3 separate regions of the Homo sapiens genome follow, and regions 1 and 3 are each linked to region 2. A link is a contact called in ENCODE Hi-C or POLR2A ChIA-PET data. All regions are on one chromosome and are shown on one strand. Each heading gives the region's core, a stretch centred on a gene start or an enhancer-like site at or near the end of the contact. The rest is flanking DNA. Distances are from core to core; before and after follow the strand shown. Region 1 overlaps BABAM2 (BRISC and BRCA1 A complex member 2). Region 2 overlaps BABAM2 (BRISC and BRCA1 A complex member 2). Region 3 overlaps BABAM2 (BRISC and BRCA1 A complex member 2).

The links. A loop is a pair of places that touch in the nucleus more often than their neighbours do. ChIA-PET counts read pairs that join two places held with the same protein, here RNA polymerase II (POLR2A). Pooled maps may share reads with other maps.
Region 1: a pooled map shows a loop between it and region 2 (2.1-fold over the local background). The contact joins two enhancer-like sites. A Hi-C loop is called at or near these places in 1 of 168 maps with a recorded cell type or tissue (CD8-positive, alpha-beta T cell) and 1 of 50 pooled maps. POLR2A ChIA-PET finds 5 or more read pairs at or near these places in 4 of 52 experiments (Panc1, activated CD4-positive, alpha-beta T cell, activated T-cell and 1 more).
Region 3: a map of endothelial cell of umbilical vein shows a loop between it and region 2 (7-fold over the local background). The contact joins two enhancer-like sites. A Hi-C loop is called at or near these places in 5 of 168 maps with a recorded cell type or tissue (CD8-positive, alpha-beta T cell, endothelial cell of umbilical vein, mammary epithelial cell and 1 more) and 7 of 50 pooled maps. POLR2A ChIA-PET finds 5 or more read pairs at or near these places in 6 of 52 experiments (CD4-positive, alpha-beta T cell, MCF 10A, Panc1 and 3 more).

What each region holds. Positions count from the first base shown.
Region 1 is chr2:27,974,891-27,979,422 of GRCh38, forward strand. The region is part of intron 3 of BABAM2 (BRISC and BRCA1 A complex member 2); the gene reads left to right. Among named protein-coding and RNA genes, the nearest start is that of MIR4263, 19 kb to the right of the region's middle. Within about 2 kb of position 3,146, at least 7 of the 41 ENCODE cell types and tissues checked have a DNase peak (open chromatin) inside an H3K27ac peak, as active enhancers do.
Region 2 is chr2:27,918,987-27,923,108 of GRCh38, forward strand. The region is part of intron 2 of BABAM2 (BRISC and BRCA1 A complex member 2); the gene reads left to right. Among named protein-coding and RNA genes, the nearest start is that of BABAM2-AS1, 30 kb to the left of the region's middle. Within about 2 kb of position 1,690, at least 6 of the 41 ENCODE cell types and tissues checked have a DNase peak (open chromatin) inside an H3K27ac peak, as active enhancers do; they include CD8-positive, alpha-beta T cell and endothelial cell of umbilical vein, where a contact is called at or near this core.
Region 3 is chr2:27,953,152-27,957,330 of GRCh38, forward strand. The region is part of intron 3 of BABAM2 (BRISC and BRCA1 A complex member 2); the gene reads left to right. Among named protein-coding and RNA genes, the nearest start is that of MIR4263, 41 kb to the right of the region's middle. Within about 2 kb of position 2,005, at least 28 of the 41 ENCODE cell types and tissues checked have a DNase peak (open chromatin) inside an H3K27ac peak, as active enhancers do; they include CD8-positive, alpha-beta T cell and endothelial cell of umbilical vein, where a contact is called at or near this core.

The DNA of each region.
Region 1 (4,532 bases), core at 1,896-4,395, 57 kb after region 2:
CAGGATGTAAGATCAGCATAGGAAAATCAATCCTATTTCTTTATACTAGCAATGAACAATCAGAAACAGAAAGTTAAAAAATAGTACCAATTATAATACCTTCCTGCCAAAAAAATGCTTAGTTATAAATCTAATAAGGTATGTTCAGTATCTATATGTAGATAAAGGAATTGAAGAAGACCTCAATAAATACAGAGATATATAATATATTCAAGGATGGGAAGACTCAACATAGTTAAGATGTTTTCCCTAATTAGTTTTAATTAGTTTCCTAAGTCAATTTTCCCTAAATTAATGTACACTATTTAGTGTAATCCCCATCAAAATCCCAGCAGGATTGGGTAGATATTGACAAGATGATTTTAAAATTTACGTGGGAAGCAAAGAATTAAAATAGCCAAAACAATTTTGGAAAAGAACAATAAAAATGGAGGAGTCAGACTACTCAGTTTGAAGACTTATTATCAAGGCAGTGTGATATTGGCAAAAGAAGAGCCATAGATCAATAGAACAAAATAGTCCAATAATAGATCCATATAAATATGGTCAATGATTTTCCACAAAAACGCAAAGGCACTTCAATGGCAAAAGGAGTCTTCTCAGCAAGTAGACATCTACATGCAAAAAAAAGGACCTTGACTTATATTTCAAACCATGTTCAAAAATTGGTGAATCACATTCTTAAATGGAAAATTTCAAACCATAAAAATCCAAGAAGTAACCATAGAAGGAAGGCTTTGTGACTTGGGCTGGGCATTGAGTTAGATACAACAGTAGAAACATAATCCATAAAAGAAAAAAGTTGATAAATTGGATTTCACTGAAGCTTAAAACTTTTGCTCTGCTGAAGAGACTGTTAAGAGGAAGAGGAGGACAAGAAGCAGTAAGAGAAAATATTTGCAAATCATGTATCTAACAGAGAACAAATTTCAAGAATATGTAGCTTTCAAAAGTCAACATTAAGAAAACCAACAACAATAAAAAAAATGGGGAACAGATCTGAACAGATACTCCACCAAGGAATATATACAGGTAGCAAATAAACACATGAAAAGATGCTCAACTTTATTAGTCATTAGGAAAATGCAGATTAAAATCATTATGAGATGCCATGATGTACCTGTTAGAATGACTAAAATCAATGACAATAATAACAAAATTGACCATATTAAATGTTGGCACGAATGTGTAGAAACTGGAACTCTCATGCGTTGTTGGTTTGCTAAATGTAATAGTCACTCAGGAAAAAAGGTTGGCAGTTTGTTTTATGGTTAAAGATACACTTCATCATATGACCTAGCAATCCAGTCTTAAACATTTATCTAGAAATGATAAATGTACATTCACGCAAAACATGTACATATATGTTTGTAGCAGCATCATTCATAATCATCACAAACTGGAAATCACCTACATGTCTTTCATTGGGTAGATGGATATACAAACTATGGTACATCTGTACAATGGAATATACTAGTAGGCTATAAAAAAGGAGCAAGCTATTGATACATGCAGCAATTTGAGTCTCAAATGCCTTATGCTAAGTGAAAGAAGAAGCTGGTCTCAAAAGGTTACATACTGCATGATTCCATTTATATGGCATTCTGGAAAAATGCAAAACTGAAGGGGCCAAGAGCAGGTCAGAGGTTTCCAGGAATAAGGAATGGTCGGAATATTTAAATACACAGGGATAGCATGAAGACATATTGGAGAGTGATAGAATTGTTCTGTATCCTAATTTTGGTGATGTTTACACAAATCTCTGCATGTTATACAACTCTTATAGGTGTACAGAAAAAGATGAATTTTACTGTGTATAAAGTTAAAAAATAGTTTATAATTTTTATGTCACCTTTTTTCTTTTTACTGTTTGAATGTGGCTACTGGTAAGTTTAAAATTATGTATGTGGCTTGCATTATTATTTCTATTACATAGCACTGCTTCAGATATTAGAAGTGCAAAGAAGGATTAGGTGTGGTCCGAAGTCTAGGAGAGGGATATGGCAGAAGGAAGTCTTCTAAGAAGAGGAGGCAAATTTAAATGACCTAAGTTTAGCCTCTGCCCCCTACTTCCATCCTTTGTTCTACAGATTTTGTTTGAGAGCCTAATTCATGTAAATATGCCAACTCTCAGATGTAGTAATTCCTTAGAGTCTTTTTCCTTGATATTGGAAATTAAACTCTACCACTCAAGATGAAAAGAATGCTGTGCAATGGAATAATTAGTGGCATCCTTGCATTTGTAGGCACAACAGCCTACATTGCTGAGGCAGTTGACAAGTTCCTTGACAAACTTGTGATGAATGTTTAAGTTCATATTATTATTGGTTAGACATTATTGTTTAAATTATTGCACCCAAGATTGTTTATTGTTTATAAATTGTCATAAAGGGAGGTTTCCAGAAGGATGCCTAGCCAGTATGTTTATAATTTGAAGTTAGGAGTGCCAACCCAAAATTGGAGTAGAATCTAAGAATATCATGATGGACTTTAAATAGGTAAATCTAGCGATACTGAAATATAATACAGATAAATTTAAAATTTCAAAATGGATTCTAAAATTTAGTTGTCCCAGTTAAGAAGAGGGATATGTAGCTTAGCAGTGGTAAATACATAAAAATGTTAGGGCTTTTAGTTAATAAGAAGCATAATAGGAGTCACTACTGATGAGGCTGCCAAAAAAGCTATTTTAACTTACAATGCCATTTATCAATAGAAGTTTAATACATAAATTAAGGCATGGATTTTTGTATTTGTTTCTGTGCTCTTTAGAACACACCTAGAATCTTATCTTGAGATCTGGGTGTTATCCTCTAAGAGAGCTATAGACAAACTGGTACATATTCAGAGAGGAGAGAGCCAAATGATGAAGGAAATTGAAACAAGTCAGATGAGGAATAGTGAAGGAGACTGGGATAGTAAGCCTGTCTAAGAGGTGACTCCTAGTGGGGTTGAAAGATAGGTCACGAGAACTGCCTTCAAATAATTGAAGGGCTGTGATATTACAGATAAATTAAACTTGTCCCATAAAGTTCTCAGAACCAGCAAATGGAATTTTCAGAGAGATATTAAATTTCAGTGTAAGGACACACTAAGGGTTAGAGCTAACTCTTGGAAATGAGTCACCTCTTCAAAGTTTTTCGTAAAGCTCTGAAATGGTTTGGATATGTGTCACCTCCAAATATCATGTTGAAATGTGACCTCCAGTGTTGGAGGTGAGCCTAGTGGGAAGTGTTTGGGTCATGGGGGTGGATCCCTCATGAATGGTGTGGTGCTGTCCTTGTGATAATGAAAGAGTTCTTGCTCTGACTTCATGTGAGATCTGGTTGTTTAAAAGAGCGTGGCACCTCCTCTTGCTCTCACTGCCACTCTCATCTTGTGATGTGCCTGCTCTCCCTTCACCTCCTGCCATGATTGTAAGCTTGCTGAGGTCTTTGCCAGAAGCAGATGCTGGCACCATGCTTCCTGTACAGCCTGCAGAACTGTGAGCCAATTAAACCTCTTTTTATAAATTATCCAGTCCTCGGTTAGTTCTTTATAGTGATGCAAAAATGGACGGACACAAACTCTATTGCTTGAACTTACTTTTTGTTGAGACTATCTCCTTCAAACTGGCGTTTCCACAAAGTTCTTGTCTGACTCTCACTTCCATACTTGGAGTTTCAGTCAGTAATCATTTAATGCAGCAACTGATAAGAATAATCTATCATTGGCAGAAAACCAGTCATTTACCTTTTTCTTTTTTTCTTTTTCAAGTTTCATTTTAGGTTCTGGGGTTACATGTGCAGGTTTGTTACGTGGGTAAATTGCATATCACTGGGGTTTGGTGTACAAAAGATTTAGTCACCTAGATAGTGAGCAAAGTACCCGATTGGTAGGTTTTTGACCATCACCCTCCTCTCACCCTCCACCCTCAAGTAGGCCCCAGTGTCTATTATTCCCCTCTTTGTGTCCATGTATACTCCAATGTTTAGCTTCCACTTACAAGTGAGAACATGTGGTATTTGGCTTTCTGTTCCTGGTTAGTTTGGTAGGATAATAGCCTCCAGCTACATCCATATTGCTGCAAAGGACATGATCTCATTCTTTTTTATGGCTGTGTAGTATTCCATGGTGTATATGTACCACATTTTCTTTTTTTCTTTTTTTTTTTTTGAGATGGAGTCTTACTCTGTTGCCCAGGCTGGAGTGCAGCGGCACAATCTCGGCTCACTGCAACCTCCACCCCCTGGATTCAAGCAATTCTCCTGCCTTAGCCTCCCAAGTAGCTGAGACTACAGGCATGCGCCACCATGCCCAGCCAATTTTTGTATTTTTTTGTTTAGTAGAGACGTGGTTTCGCCATGTTAACCAGGCTGGTCTCGAACTCCTCACCTCAGGTGATCCATCTGCCTCAGCCTCACAAAGTGCTGAGATTACAGGTGTGAGCCACTGCGCCTGGCCTATGTACATTTTCTTTATCAGATTCACTCTTGATGGGCATCTAGGATGATTCCAAGTCTTTGCTATTGTGAATAGTGCTGCAATGAACA
Region 2 (4,122 bases), core at 440-2,939:
GCCTCATTATGAGTCTTTTAATCCATGAACATGATATCTCTGTTCATTTATTTGTTTACTTATTTTCTTCTTAATAATAGCTTTCTGCATAGAGATCTTGCACATCTATTGTAACATTTATTTCTATATATTTGATCATTTGATATTATTTTAGATGGCATCTTTCTAAAAGTTTTATTTTCTGACAGTTGATGGTATATGGAAATACAATAGACTTCTATGTATGCTCTAACAACTTTGCTAAACCCACATATTCATTCCAATAGTGCATATGAACATTTACAAAATTTTCTATGTTCACAGTCACATTTTCTGCAAAAAAGTAAGTTCTGTTTCTTCTTTTCCAATTTTTATACTCCTTATTTCCTCCATCCTGGCTAAGACCTCCAGTACAATGTTGAATTAAAGTGATGAGAGTTGGTATTCTTGTCTCATCCTCTATCTCAAAGAAAAAAATTTTAATGTTTTGTTTTTAAGTATGATGTTGCTTTAAGTTTTTTGTAGATAGCTTTGATCACATTAAGGAAGTTCCCTTTTATCCCAGTTTATAGAGAGCTTTTAAAATTATGAATGGATGTTTAATTTCATCAAACACTTGTACTTATTAAGATAATCCTATCAATTTCCTCTTATTCTCTTAGCAGAGTTAATTAAATGCACATATTAGAAAAGAAGAAAGGTTGAAAATTAATAAGCTAAGCATCTATCTGAAAAAGTTAAAGGATTTTTTCCCGATCCTAGTTAGCTGTTAAAAACTGTATGTGAGCCCATCATTCCTACTGAAACCATATTGTAATTTAAACCACATTTTTGTTATAGGGACACCTACCAACATTTAAAAATACTTCCTACTCTAAAGTAGAGTTGAAGTTTATCATTTATAAATGGAGATATGGCATAGAAGCTGAGAATAACAGTTGACGCCACATGAACTGGCAAACACATTTTCTTGAATATTTTAATTTTGTAATTTTTAAAACATTCTGGGCTGAGTCACTTATTTTGGTGATGGCATTTTGGAATCCTATGCTAAGAATTAAATGTATCATTTTTTCTAGGAGGGTCTAGCCATAGTTTTTAGGCTTTAGAGATAGAATGTACTTGATGTATCAAGAATATCATATGTCATCAAATGCATAGCCCCATTCCCCTGAAAATCAACCGAGAAAATCTATCTGAATGCAATTTTGTCTTCTTTTACCGATTTTAATTTGTCCTTTTTGCTTGTAAAAAGGTCTAAGACTTGACCTTGTGGATTTGGTCTGGCCAGTCAGATGGGGTATAATTATAGCCCTTTCAAGGCTGAATATGTAAGATTCCATGAACCAGTTCAGATGCCTTTGCAGATAAAATGCTCATGTTTTAGATTATTTAGATAGATGTTAAGATACCCTTTGTCAGTCTTCCAGCTTCTTTACTGCTGCATCCAGTCTAGAAACCATGATAATTTTTGAAACTGAGTAATCTATGTTAGATTTAATTCAGAGAAAATAAATTCTAAAAGATGAAAATGTAGTTAATATTAGTTAACAGTAATTTACTGTAATATGTGACTTTTTTTTAAAAGGTGGTTATTGATCTTTGAGCATATTTTATTTGAGAGTCACTTGTTATTTTAGGTTGCCAAAGTTGAAGACTTCCTTCTCAGCTGATGTTAAATATTGTTGGTTTAGCACAAACGTCACTATCAAGAAAACAGGAAGCTATGTAGGACACATGCCAAATGGTAAATTAATAGTCAGGGTAAAGGAAACTGACGTAGACTCAGGGAAGGAACCCTGGACTCATCTACTTTGTTCTTTTTAGGTGGCTTGAAGAATAGAAATGGTCTAAGTCATTATTTTTTTCCAGACAGTGTATCAAAAAACAGGGTTAGCCCTATTAAGCCAGAAAGAATATATTTTCTTATATTTTGCATTATTTTAAAACTGCTAATGTTTTAAAGGTTGTAGAATATCTTCATATAGCTTTGTTAATCTAGATTAGTTCTTGGCTGTCACTAAAAAGCCTATAAAGTATAGTAAAATTTGCCTACTTTTATTTTTTTATAGTGAAACCTTAACATTTGAGTCGGATCTCAGTAACTAGGAACAAATGATAATTTAAAGAGGAGTCAAATCCAAATTTACCTTTCATTATTTACTTAAACTTTATATATATAGTTTGCTAAATCAGTGAACAGTGTCATCATTGTAGAGTCTGTGTCAAGTTACGGGGGGCTTGTTCCCTCTCTTGTAGCCTTGATTTATGTGTTTACAGTTTTTATACTTATTACTGATAAATAATTTTCTTTTCATTAGAACGCATGTAATAGAACTTCTTTTTGGCAATATTTTGTCATCTTTTACTTCTCATTTTTCTAGGTACTTAATAAAATATCATTTGTTGAAAACATTTATAGTTCACCAATTATGAGATTTATAGTTATAAATCTTTATAAGCCACTAATTATGATTTATAATTCACTAATCATAAGATATTAATCTGATGGTTTTCTCTTAAATTATTGAGAGATGGTTTAATGTAGTAATTAAGAAAGTGGGCCATGGAGGCAGACATCCTGGGTTTGGATCCCAGCTCTGTCACTCACTAGCAAGTTACATAAGCATCTACGTGCCTCAGTGCCCTCATCTGTAAATTGGGGTAATAACAGCACCTATCTTGGAAGGTTGCTGTAAGTTTAAATAGTTTAATATAATTAAAGAGCTTAGAATAGTGCCTGCCACATTAGTAAATGCCCGACAAATATTAGCTGCTGTTATTTGTTTATTGTGGAAATATAATAATTATAGGTAATAACTTAAAGTTTAAATTCTGAGTTGTGTGTACAGTTCTTCAAAGGGAAAACCTTCCACAAATAATCACACTTTTGCCTTTCTTGGAGGTGAGGATGAGCACATCATCCCAATTCCAGTTAAATCAACAGTCTTTTTTTCTTGTTGTTGTTTTTAATCATGAAAAGAGTACAACACTAGGAGTCAAGATATATGCATTCATTCAGCAAACCTTTATCCTCCTACATAGTTGTTGGAGTGTTCACCTCCTGGATATCAGTGCTAGACACTGGAGATTTAAAGATGCCTAGGCCATGGAGACTAAGATATGGTTAGCGTGTCCTGTAAGTGGTTTCCAATCCCAGAGTGCCAGTGAGACCCTTTGCTCTTTGATGTCATCATCTGTAAAATGACAGTTCTTGAACTTAGTTTATGAGTGTTAGTAATATGCTAAAATTTCATCAGTGCTGGATACTTAGCACTGTGCTAGGTGCTATACTAGGACTTACTTAAAAAGGAGTATAACATAGCGCTTGACACTAGAATCTTATGATCTGGTTGGGAAAACAAGCCACAAGGAGAAAAATAGACAAATAATACTGGGAGTCATGTGATTAAATGTAAAATAAGAGACTCAACAGATGAGAATGTGCGAAGGTTCTTACGCTCAGCATTTTATTGCGTCAATGATTAACTGCCATTTCTGTAATAAAGTACTAGATTAAACTACCTCCTTTGATGCTATCAAGAATTCCCGCTTGATAATTCCCACTTTCATAATCTGTATAATGTGAGTTTAACTCCCTTTGTTCACTCACATGTTAAACTTTAAAATAGTGCATTCCTGGTATATTTAGGTAATTTGAAATTGGTAAAAGATATATTTTTACAGCATAGTTTTTATCCAAAATCCTTTCTGTACTCTAACACCAAGATATGTTTTTTGTTCTTGTTACTGCTATATTCCTAGCACTTAGTGCCAGACACACAGTGAACACTGATGAAATATAGTTGAGAGACAAATTTGAAATTATACTTAACCGTCAGCAATTTTAAAATATTTAAAAATAATTTTTAAATTAAAAGTGATTCAATTTGGAATACTGGCTTTTTCAACCTTGGCTCTAACTATGTGTGAGGACAAGTTGCCATTCTATAAATATAATTTTAATGTAGCCAGTAGCTTTTTCTTTACTAGCTTTTTCATACTTGTATAAGGAAATGGCTTTCTAGATGAGTGAATTTCCCTGCTTTATTAGTTATCTGTTACTGATTTATGACAGCAGCTTCATGGGAGACCTTAAGCTAGAACTGCCCAGCCAAGCCATTCCCAAATTCCGACCCAAAG
Region 3 (4,179 bases), core at 755-3,254, 34 kb after region 2:
GTGTGTGCCACTATGTCTGGCTAATTTTTTATTTTTTAATTTTCTTTGAGACAGAGGCTTGCTCTGTCGCCCAGGCTGGAGTGCAGTGTTACAATCATGGCTTACTGCAGCCTTGAACTCCTGGGCTCAAGCAGATCCTCCTACCCCAGGCTCCCAAGTAGCTGGGGTGGGAGGAGCCTGAGCTCCTCGCCTGGCTAATTTTTTTACTTTGTATAGAGACAGGGTCTACCTGTGTTGCCCAGGATGGTCTTGAATTCTTGGGCTCAAGTGATCCTCCTGCCTTGGCCTACCACAGTGCTGGGATTACAGGCATGAACCACCGTAGTGACAGAGTCTCTATATGTTGCCCAGGCTGGTTTCGAATTCTTGGGCTCAAGTGATCCTCCCTCCTCGGCTTCCCAAAGTGCTGGGATTATAGGCATGAACCACCGCACTGGGCCCACACTTCTCTTTTGATACCATCTACATTAATATCATTACCAACGATCTCACCAAAAAAAAAAAAAATATTTCTTTTTTTCTGCCTTTGGCTACAGGGCTAGCTCGTAAAAGGAAGGGAACAAAATGTTTAAGTATGATCATGTTTTTAGTGATGGAAAATTAAAACCATTAAAAAATAAACAATGAAAAATATGGCAAAATAAGAAGGTGAATGCCAGAAGATTAAGGAAGTTCTAGAGAGTTTTGCAGATGTGGGATTTCAGATGAAGACCAGATACATCTAATTTGTGAGGGGAATAAAGAGACAGGTAAGAGAGATGGGTGGGAATAGAGCTAGCCTGAGGAGAAAGAGAAGGAGATTAAAAACAAAATTCGTATCCAGTCTGAATAAAATTTGTTTCATCCCTCCTTGGCCCTTAGAAATTAGAGTCTTTTCATATTATTGTCTTTCTATTTGGTAAGCTGTGTTTGATAGCGGTGCACAAACTTGGGCACAGAAGCCTGAGTTTGTGGGGTTGCATTCAGTGTATAGAAAAGTTACAACTCATTTCTAGTTAGTTCTTCCTTTGTACTTATGCCTAAACCTCTCCATCTGGAGAAATGCCAGCTTGCCACTAAATTTAAATAAATAAGAACATGTCTCATCAATAGGGGCGGCAAATTTAGCCCCTCTTTAGAGCACTGAGCAATTTATGACCATATGTTAAATACCATAAAACAGCTTTAAAGATTTGGTCGCTGGCCATTGCCAGATTGCACCGTAGGAGTGCAGCAGCACTGTGAGGGACTGGGAATGCTTCCTCCGGCCCTTGGAGGCCTCAGCAACTCACTGATGTCACAGCCAAAGAGGGCTGTTTTCAAACATTCCCTTTATAAAGGTGAAATACTAAAAGATTCCATTTTGGCATTTGGGAGCAAAGAAGGCAAGACTTCTTTTTGATTCTTAAGGGTCAAAATTAGTATGGAAAGTGTTGTGTGGGAGAATGAGTAACTTGGCAGCAGTGAGTACAGAAGGCAAGTCTAGAAATAGGTAATAGATATCCTACTCATCCTTTTTCTTGGAGCATGAACTGGACTTTTATGTGGCATAAGCCGACCAAATATCACGTTTCTCAATCAATTTCTTTTTGCCAACTTTCGTCGAATTAATATTAATGTTAAAAACAATTTTTAAAATTTCATGCCAAAGCATTGCCAATTGTAAGGCTTTCTTTTCTTCCAGAAATATGACTCACTATTTGGTGAACTCCAAATATTAGTTTTTCTTCTTACCACCATGACAGCCTGTGAATCATTTATGGCATTCAGTGGGCTCGTGGCTGAGAGAATGAAGGTGTGTGCCAGCAAACATGTGATTTTTGGTCAAGTAGTGCTCTGGGACCTTCGATGGGCTTTTAACACATGTGAGGAAACCAGTGGTTCAGGCAGGGGGCAGTATTATTAAATAGTAATAGACACCAAAAAGCTTTGTACAAGATTTTTCAGACTGCTCTCTCAGAAATGTAACTCTTCCTACAAAGGAAGATGATGAAATTTGGCTGTCAAAGGTCCAGGATTCCTAGCCTTCTTGAATCTGTAGTTGCCAGCCCAAGGGCTGATTTCCTGTCAGTTCCTGTGTGGTTTGCACTACATCCTCTTTGCAACAGATCAGTATTTTAGGTCATCCATCATAACTGCTCTCCTGTAAGTTCTTGGCAATTTGATCTCAGTTTGCAGAAGGCAGCTGGCATACTTTGCTAGGAAGTGCAGCTGGAGAGCTCCTGTCTCACTCTTCCTAAGGCCAGGAAGCACACTATTGTTACTCATTGCTGCTTTCTTCCTTTAAAGAACAAAAAACTTCAAACTTTGGCAAATTCTAAAGTTACTAGGTAGCAATTTGAAATTACTCTGATCGTTTTGTTGGTCTAGGGCAAAAACTTGAGTGATCTTTTATATCATTTGTAAATCTTGTCTGGTTTTTCCATAACACAGATATGTGCATTAGTGGAAGTTTCCTCCCCATTGCAAATGAAGTTATGCTTGTCTTCAGAGTCACACGGGAATTTTTAGTTTTATTTTGTTTTAGGCTTTGATTGTCAAGGACAGTAACATGGCCTAATTTCTTCTCTGTGTTTTATTCCCTTAACATTGAGATTTTTCTATTCCTAATATCAGCATTGGGTAAGACTATTTACCTTGGGTATGACTTGAATATTTGCACTGGATTTTCAAACTATACGAACAGAGATAGTTAAAGCACTTTTTTTGGACTATTTAATGTTAAAATAAAAGTATCGTTTTAGTGTTTCTGATTTCTCATTCCATAATGGGTGACCTATGTTGTGAGATTTAGAAAAATGAGCAATTTTCCTCCTTTCTTATGACTCACAGGTCACATTTTGGCAACATGTTTTTTTTTTCCTGTAGAATGGTGATTACCTTTACCCCAGTTCACCTAAGAGAGGAACCTGTTTATAAAGAGGATACAACCTCATGCATGAATTATTTTAAATGGTATTCTTAATAATCTATGATGGCACAGATCTTTTATACTTCTGAGTTGTCTTCTTTTCATCTTTACGAAAACCATATCTTCTGTAGAGTTAAACAAGATTATTAATGTAGCTCTTGGTTTCTTTTATGTTCTGGTTCCTAACATAAATGAAGGGAAAGGAAAGATAAGTTGTGCTGCTTTATAGAAAAATAGTAAACTTTTTGAAGGCCAAATTTATGTCAGATTTATGGGTATCAAGCAATAACATCATAGAAACACCCCAAATCCTGATAGTGCGCTAAGGATGGCATGAAGGAAGAAATTTTTGGATTTGAGATATGAAAGAATTTGATGTCCAGATTATTTCTATCAAACCAAATCTTTAGTCTCTAAAATAATATATTGTTAAATTCTAGGAGCAAGAATCCTCTGTGATTTCCAAGATCTGTTGCCGATGACCCACACAGTAGACAATCAGGAAATGTTTATTAAATGAGTGATACAAAGGCACTAAAAGATGATGTCTTATGTGGAAATTCTTAATTGGAAGGACACTAGGTAATTTTGGGAATCTTCCAGTGGGATAAGGAAGTATCTAAAGATTTGAAAAGCAGCAGCATAGTTTCTGCATTAAAGAAAGTAAAAGATAATTATGAAGGTTATATAGAGCAGGTTGACATACATATTTAGAAAGAACTCAGAAAAAGAATCACAAAAGTAGTTTGCCAACATTTGGACTAGTATAGGACTAACCAATTTTGCTTTGTAAAAAACAATTCTTAATAGATCAATTCTTATTACAGAATGATGAGTATAGTACATTGGAAGCAAAAGATAAATTTAATTTATCCCAATTTTAGCAGAGCTTTTGATTCTGTCCTTGGGATGAATCTGATAAGCAAATCATGAAATGATTATTTAGACACAAGATGTGTTGCTCGACAGTATGCCTAAAGTATATCATGACTAAGGAATGAATGCTACTTAATGTTGAAATCAGACGCTTTGGTCATCCCAGTGTAGAGCAAATTGCAAAACTGTTTCTTCTCTGGCTAAAAAAATGTTGGTTATTGTCTTCCTGTTTCTCCTTTTTCTGTTTTCTGCAACATTATCTCACTACACTTGGGTAAAACAAGTGCCAGGCAATTGCAGGGATGACAATCTCCTGTAGAAAGAAAAGGATCCACAATTTTCAAAGTACTTTAATTCATTCATCTATGCACCAGTTACTATTGAGGACCTACTCAGTCCAAATTTTGAAGTAC